Regions from separate parts of the Homo sapiens genome. Here region 2 is linked to region 1. A link is a contact called in ENCODE Hi-C or POLR2A ChIA-PET data. All regions are on one chromosome and are shown on one strand. The core of a region is the stretch at or near the end of the contact, and the rest is flanking DNA. Distances in the headings are between cores, read along the strand shown.

The links. Hi-C counts contacts between places; a loop is a spot of excess contacts on that map. ChIA-PET counts read pairs that join two places held with the same protein, here RNA polymerase II (POLR2A). Pooled maps may share reads with other maps.
Region 2: a map of ascending aorta shows a loop between it and region 1 (6-fold over the local background). The contact joins the promoter of LARGE1-AS1 here to the promoter of LARGE-AS1 in region 1. A Hi-C loop is called at or near these places in 7 of 168 maps with a recorded cell type or tissue (MCF 10A, aorta, ascending aorta and 4 more) and 12 of 50 pooled maps. POLR2A ChIA-PET finds 5 or more read pairs at or near these places in 4 of 52 experiments (AG04450, H1, MCF 10A and 1 more).

What each region holds. Positions count from the first base shown.
Region 1 is chr22:33,723,042-33,726,899 of GRCh38, reverse strand. It overlaps LARGE-AS1 (LARGE antisense RNA 1), which reads right to left and starts at 1,914. Exons shown (of 7, transcript NR_038950.1): 1 at 1,799-1,914; 2 at 1,144-1,288. The region is part of intron 2 of LARGE1 (LARGE xylosyl- and glucuronyltransferase 1); the gene reads left to right.
Region 2 is chr22:33,919,471-33,923,328 of GRCh38, reverse strand. LARGE1-AS1 (LARGE1 antisense RNA 1) reads right to left here and starts at 2,104. Exons shown (of 2, transcript XR_001755630.2): 1 at 1,806-2,104; 2 at 274-922. It overlaps LARGE1 (LARGE xylosyl- and glucuronyltransferase 1), which reads left to right and starts at 2,853. Exons shown (of 15, transcript NM_133642.5): 1 at 2,853-3,334. RefSeq lists silencers at 1,986-2,485, 2,806-2,955, 3,226-3,325.

The DNA.
Region 1 (3,858 bases), core at 665-3,164:
CAGGATTTATTGAGCAGAGAGGTAGATATTGACACTGACTGGGAGGCATGATCCGAGTGGGGAGGGAATTCTGTCCCTGCACCCCAATTCCCCCAGTCTTGCCTGCTGCTTATAAAGTTAGCTGGAGTCCCAGTGTAGTGCCCCATCTGTGCAGTAGGGAAATTGCCCACCTTGGGGCTGGCCAAGTAATGGAAGCTTCACAAATACACCATATTAAAAAGGACTTTGCACATCTGGCATTAGAATATTTCCAGCCCTGGCTCAGTGCTTGGCACAGGTGGCTGTTCACAGATATTTTTAGAAGCAAGGAAAGGAGGAGGGGAGGAGTATATCATAAGACATTTGGCATCTCCTGCCTTTGCTGAGTAAAGGGGAAGGAATTTAGGATTTGTACGGTGAATATTGCCACGTGTTTACGAGTATTTATATAATGCTAATATTTCAGTTGCAGGGAAAAACTTGTCCTGAAGATGTTAAAGCTGGAAGTCAGTGATCTTCTACACCTCCTGGAATTTTATAGCTGTGTGCTCTCAGGTTTAGAGTCAGGAGGGGAAGGCCCAGGGCCATGTGTCATTTCTTGGCAGAGCTTGGCTTAGGACTACTTTTCATCCATTCCCTGTTCTTTTCCATATTTCCCAGTTTTCCCATTTTTGTCTCAATCTGTCTGCCTGTCTGTTGCACTCTACCCATCTACTTATTTACCTGTCGGCTTCCACTGTGCTCTAGAATGTTGCCCACTGTGATCTTTTGGGCAAGTTAATGTCTCAGGGCCCAGTTTCCTCAACTGGAAAAAAAAAAAAAAAAGAGTAGCTGTGAAAATAAATAGTGATTTATAAGCGCTAGATTTTGGGGGCTGGAGAATCCTTCCTTATGGGGGGCAGGGAGGCTGTCTTGTGAACTGTATGACATTTTGCAGCTTTCCGAACCTACTATGTACCAGCAGCATCTCTCCCCTGATTTGTGACTCCAAAAGTGTCTCCAGACATTGCCAAATGTCTCCGCGGCAGGGGGGCAAATTGCCCTTGGCTGAAAAGTACTGGCACAGAGTAAGCAATTATTAAATATTGTTTTAAAAAAAACACTGTCATTATGACTATTCTGCAGTTATTTAATTTATCTGAAAAGTGTTCATTTGGTGCTTACTGTATATACTGCAGAGCTCTGAGCCGTGAGAGGCAAGTGGAAAATGTAAGCCTGATGTTCTTGCTTTCTAGGAGATTACGATGCGGTTCACAGTCACACACCTGTGGATGGGCTTCCGAGGGGGCTTTGAACGTTTTGTTTCAACCTAAATTTAGCAAAAGGACAATTGTGAGGCTTGAGAGGCATGTCTGCATGCTCCCAGACCTTCTCTTTGGGTTCGTGGTCCTCCCCTACCCTGCCCCTTTTGATTACCAGTGAATGCAGCAGTGGTGACAGGTAAATGACCTTGTTGGTTGGTCCTCTAGTTCCTGATGAACCCTCAACTGGGAGGGACTGTCTGTGAATCAGAGCAGCTGGCTCTTTGAAAAGAAAGGCACTATTGCACAGTTGCTGCTGCTGACCCTTGCATTCAGAATACCGGCCGAGGCCAATGGGCAGGTCACCACCCTGTCGCCTCTGTGCTCCTGCCTCCCAGACCACATCCTGGGATTCTTCCCTCGCCCCATGCAGTAGCAGAAGGGTGTCACAAAGCGACTCTGCTCAGACCCACCATCAGACCTGACCGCTGGCCTTTCCAGAGCTTCCAGAGCCACTCAGCCCTGCCCTCCTGGCTCTGCCTCCCGCGGCCCCCACCCTTGTGTCTTCTCTTACTCACCTCACACACACCTGCTCTCCTCACTGTGCGCACTGCCCTGGCCCCGCTTCTGGGAATGCTCTTTCCATGGATCCCTTGTAGCCCCTTTACTTCCTGCAGGTCTTTGTTTACACTTCACCTTGTGAGAGAGGGCCCTTTATGAAGTCAGAATCAGAACCCTCCTCCTCCCACCCCACCTTTCCTTCCTTTATTTCCTTCACAACTCTGATCACTGCCTGATGCCTCCACTGTATTTGCTGGCTGTTGAGACTGTCTCTTTTCTATGTTCTCCCGCTGGACTGTAAACTCCCTGAGGGCAGGTGATTGGTTGGTCATGTTCAGTACACTTAGAAGTGCCCAGCTTGTCCCAGACACTCAGTAATAATTGCCGAATGAATGAATGGATGAATAAATGAATGAGCCAAGGGAGAAGAAGTTACCATGACTGTTACAAAGTTGATAAATGCATGCAGAGCCTTTGTTCACCATTTTCTGGGAGGAATGGGTCTCCCGTACCATAGCCTGTGGGCATGGCTGGGTGGAGTTTGGTCTACATTATATCAACTCTTCCCTTCTCTATCTGGAGATAATTCTCTCCTGGGTAATGAGCCTACTGGAGCATACAGATGAGGGCACGAAGGTGACCCTTATAGAACTGTGGCTGAGAGCCAGGGATTCCCACTTCCACCTCCACCCCCATAGCATCATCAGTCTAGTCAAGAAAGACCCGTGGTCTTTGTATTATGGGACTTAGTCCTTCATTGTCCCTGTGGCTCTGCTTTTCACCCCTGTCTCATGCTCTCCTCCTTCACCCTTCCCATCTGATGTGTGCTGAATTGTTAGGAGAACAGCAAAAATGCATTCCTTTGCTGACACTTCTCTACCTGTGGTTGTCTTCCACTCTGCGTCATGTGCCGTATCCGCCTGTCACCCCGGCACACTGTCAGCCACGCAGCCTCTCGTTCCCTGTGTTTCCTTGCACACTCGTGCTCTGCTGGCCTCTGTCACTCTCACTGGGCGTCCTGCCTGCCTTCCCACCCCCTGCACGTGTCCCTGTTGGCACTTCCCTATTCACACTCTCCTCTCCACCAAGCTTCCTTTGACGCTTCCTCTTTCAAGCTGTGCAGCCTTCTTCAGCTGACAGTTCAGCATCGTTCCATTTCTGAAGCAGGGAATTGGTTTGGTGGGCACTAGCTCCAAGTTTGCCTTTGTGGTATTTCTAGCCTCCTTCATTCTCTTTCCTGTTTTGGCTGCAACCAAAGGCTGGGCTCAGTGATGAATCGCAATTGGGTTTGGTGGCCCAGCCGGGCCCTTCTCAGGTTAAGGGTGGTATAGGGAGTTGTGTGAATGAATGAGGTCCCGCAGAGAGACCATCACACATGGGTAGAGGGGGAAAAAAGGGGGGCTCAGAATGCCTGTGTGGATGGCAGTCTCCTGAAATACAGGAGTTTTTCTCTCTAAGGTACACCACAAATTTTATCTTCCAACATTTCTTAGTCATTTTCCAAATTCCATGTCCCTTTTCCCTTGATTTGTTGATTAACTTCATATGAGCCTTACCCAAATCCGCCTGATATCAGTGTGTGTGTCTGTGTGTAAGGTTTTTGGAATCAGCAAGCACCTTTTTCATTCTTGTTTCCACTCATCACCTTACAGTACCTCACTGGACACAATGGATTTCCAAAGCATCTGTAGACATGAGCTGATTCTAGAATTTCTTTGTACATCACCCACATCCTGGAGCTGTTTCTTGGGAGAAAGAAAGATGGCATGCCTCCCTTTGCCCCTGGACCCTGAAGGCTGTGCTCTTTACACCGTGAACCTAAATCTGGGCTTGGTCTGCAGCCAACCTGGAAATTCACTACTGCAACTCCGTTTTCTTTTTAACGAGAGCTTCATACGGTTCTTTTAAACTAGAAACTTCTCTTTCTTGTAATTGTCTCTAATGGCTTCCTTGTTCGAACAAGCCTTTGCTAGCTTCTGTCTGACCCCTTTGGCTTTGCTTTCTGCCTCCTTTTATCCTCCAGCCTTTCGTATAGATTCCAGAGGAATCTTCCTCAAAGGCTGTGCCACTCCCTGTT
Region 2 (3,858 bases), core at 855-3,354, 200 kb before region 1:
AAACAAAGCTTTTCCACATTTAAGGTGCTTATTGACCAATGCAAGTACACTTTGTGAAATCCACTAATAAGGCATTATGTCTTCAACGTGCCTTACTGACCAGCGTGAACATTGCTAGCTCCCACACCATGGTCACATTTTTCTTTCTTAGATTCCATCTAGAGAATGTACTACACTTGAGTCATTATAATGGAGATGTTTCTTTCCCGGAAGCTTATCTTTTAGTTTCTGATGTTATTCAACTATTTCTCCTTCGCTTGTAAATTTCAGGTCTTTTCCTTTCCTCAGTCACGTTACCTTTATTAATATGCTAATGTGCTGTAATAATGCATTTTACACCACTAATGAAGTGAAGCAAAGCAAAACGTAAAAAGAAAGTACAAATTCTCCCTTTAACTTTACCCGGTTCCGGGGAGGGGGTAGGGGTGAGAGAGGAGGAAGAGAGTAGGAAGGAAGGACATTCGGGCGGCAAAAAAATAAAAATGATCCCCTTGTTTTCAGCGCGTTCTGGAACAGAGCTGCACGTCAGAGGAAGAACTGAGCAGCCTTCGAGCTAAAAGACTTGGCATTAAACTTTGACACTTTAATGGTCTCTAGGATATTAGATAGTATTTTTTCATATAATGTTCTTCTCCGACACGGTAATGGCATCAGAAACAGAATCTGCTATGCCTGCCAACGTGCACGGTGAGGCTCATCGCCGCAGAGGTAAGACAGCAGGACCCCAGCTTCGCAGTTAACTTATCCCGAAGCTCCAAAGCAAACGTCTTTTACTTCTTCGCCGGGGACGCTGCTGTACCACCGCTGCCTCCCTTTCGCATTCTGCTGGGCTCGGTCAGCCGCTGAGATTAGGTAAACAGCGCTCCGGAGCCGGGGCAAAGCGGGCGCTGCTGCTGCTGGTGGGGGTCGTTGTTTCACGAGGCTGGAGGGAAGGGGGATGGGAGAAGGGTCCCAGCTCGGTAAAGCCAAAGGCCGAGAGTGTGGTTACCGAGGCGGGAGCCAGGTCCGGAGCCAAGCAGGGGCCAAGCCTCCGAAGCCCTTGCCGCCCCACCCCCCCAGCCCGACCTCGAGGAGTGGGGTCAGCTGGGCAACCCAAGCTCGGCGGCCCTTTCCCGCGCGCCCCCTCCCCAGCCCATCCTTCCCCTGCCCCTTCCAAGAACTAGGGTGGGCTTCCCGCTGCCTCGCTCGAGTCCTGGAGAGCGGAGAGGCGCGCAGAGGGAAGGCAAAGACCCGGCGGCCCGCCCGGCTGGGGAGAGGTGGAGACCCGGGGGGAAGGGGACCCCAGAAGCCCTGGGACCGAGCTGCGGAAAAACCCGGGAGCTGGATCGCGCGCCCGGAGCTCCGGTCTCCGAGTCCGAGTTGTGCAGCTCTCGGCGTCCTCTTTCTCTCCCTGCCTCTCTGCTTTCGCCTCCTCTGGGTCTTCTCTCGAGGGCATCCTCCTTCCATCCATTCTCACACCCCCGCTCCTGTGCCCCGACCCATTTCACCCACTTCTCCTGTGGCTCGGGAGGACTCTCCGTACCCCCACCCTGGTCCCTAGAACTGGGAGGCTGGAAGTCCATTCAAGGGATGTTGCGCGCCGGGTTCTTATGCCAAGAGGGAAAGAGCGAGAATAAAATCAGCAGGGGAGGGGCGTGTTGTGCGTGCATGGGGTGTGTGTTTGGGGTGGAGGAAAAAGAAATGTAGTTTCCTCAGAGGAAGAGGAAGCCTTGGACAGGATTCTTGGATACCGATCCCAGAAAGATGCCGTCAGAGCCCTTCGGCGGGGCTCCTCACAGACTCCGGCTGCCCCACAGCATGCCCACCTCCGAGAGAAGCTGCGACCCGAGGCGGGGAAACTTCCTACTTCTCACGACGGCTGTTTTGTGCAATTTGGGGAGCAGGCTGCATGGTCCTGCAAGCCTGCGAGCCTCTCTACCACGGCAGCTGCGGGCCCGTCCCGCTTCCCTTCCCCCTTTTTCCGCGAGGCACGCCAAGCCCGAGGCGGCCGGGAGCCGCCGGGGTTGGGGGAAGAAGGGCGGGGAGCTCCCAGCTTGCACCCTTTCATCCCGACCCGGCCCGGGATCCCGGCTCCGGGTGTTGCTTCCGCCTGCCTGCCAGCCAGCGAGCTGAAGAAGCACCGGGGCGGAGTCTCGCCGGGGGGCGGAGCCTGTGCGGGGGCGAACTCTCGGTCCGCGCGGCTGCGGCGCTTGCCATTGGCCGGCCGCTCGGTCACGGGGTCGGGGGCGGGCGCCGACGCGGGCGCCGGCCCCGCCCCCGCTCGGAACCCAGCCCCGGCTCGCGGTCCCCCCCGGCTGCACAGACATGACACAGACACACAGTCACTGCAGCTGCTGAGCGAGTCCGGCGCTCTGGGCACGCGGAGGCGGCGGGGCCAGCCCGGAGCCCGGACCCCAGCGCCCGCCCCTGCCGGTTCCCGCGCGGCGGCCCACTCCTGGCCGGGCGCGGGAGGCGGGGATCGCGCGCCGGCTCCGGCCAGCGGCGCCCGGCTGCCCGCGGCGGCTGCAGCGGCCGCCCAGCTCCGAGCGCCGGGCGCTCCGGGAAGCCGGCGCATCTCGGAGGCGGCGGCGGCGGCCAAGGCCGGCGAGCGCTCCCGGCGGCGGGGGCCGCCCGCCTCGGCTCCCCGCACCCACCGCGCCGCGATCCACTCGCCGCGCCTCCGCTCCCGTGACCTTCCCGGGGCGCCTCCCCTAGCCCCGCGCCCCCGGCCCCGCGCCCCAGGCCGGGGCGAGGCCTTTTCCGGCGCTTCTTTCCCGCGGAGCCGCGGGCGGGCGGCGCAGGCCCTGGGGGAGAGCGCGCCGCGGCCGGTTGCAGCCCCCCCCGCGCCGCCGCGTTCGGCGCCCGGCCCGGCCAGTCTGCTCCTGCCCCGCCGCCGCGCCGGAGCCCGGGCGCCCGAAGCTGGGGGCGCGGCCGCGCTCGTCTCGCCGGGCTGTTCGCGGGCAGGCCCTGCCCTGAAGGGACGAATCGGCTTGGAGCGCGGGAGGTGGAGTCGGCCCCGGCGGTCGCTCCCTGGACCCAACCCGAGGCTGACCCAGGCCCCTGCCCATGCGGGGCGCCCCTGGCTCGGAAGAGTCCCCCGGGCCGGGAGCAGCTCCAGGCAGCGGCCCCGGAGGAAGAGGAAGAAGGGACAGTGCTCAGCTTGGGGGACCCGGACCCTCGCCGCGGCATTTGGAGCCGGGGGCAGTCCCGAACTCTGTGCTTGGCACCGCCGCTCCGAGTAGGGCAGCGCCTGCCGGGACCCTGACCCGGACCCCCTGCGCCTCGTAGGCGGCGGCGCCGCCGCGCCACCCTGTTCTTCCGTGTCTCCCTCTGCCTGGCGGCAGTCACGGCCAAGGTAAGAGCCCCGGAGCGCGAGAGTCGCCGCGGGGGCGCCGTGGTGTGTAGCGCCGGACAAGTTCTCCGAACCTGTGGCTGGTACCCCCTGTACTCGGGATGCCGGCGGGGAGGCCGGGCACACCCTCTGCTGCCCCGGCCGGGAGCCCTGGAGAGGCTGGAGGTGGAAGCCCCCAGTCTCCGAAGTCCCCAGGACCCCCTCAGGGCCTGCTCGGCTTCTGGGCACACAGGCTGCTGGCAGGGAGCGAGCCAGGAGGAGTTTCTGGTTAACACCACGAGGGCATGTGACCGATACCCGCACCCCCGGCCCTCTTGTTAGCGGTGAGCACCTGTGGTTCGCGGAGCCTGCCGTGTTTGGAGAGGGCCCTGTTGGGCGGTACGCAACTACCTTTCGTGGTGTGATGCTGTGAATAACTTTTCTTGTTCCTTCTTGCAGACAGTCCTGCGCAATTTGGGGGCGAGCAGCCACAGCTTGCGAGTCCCTCTTTAGGACAGAGTGGTTGGTTGGCATTGCTATCTGTAGGG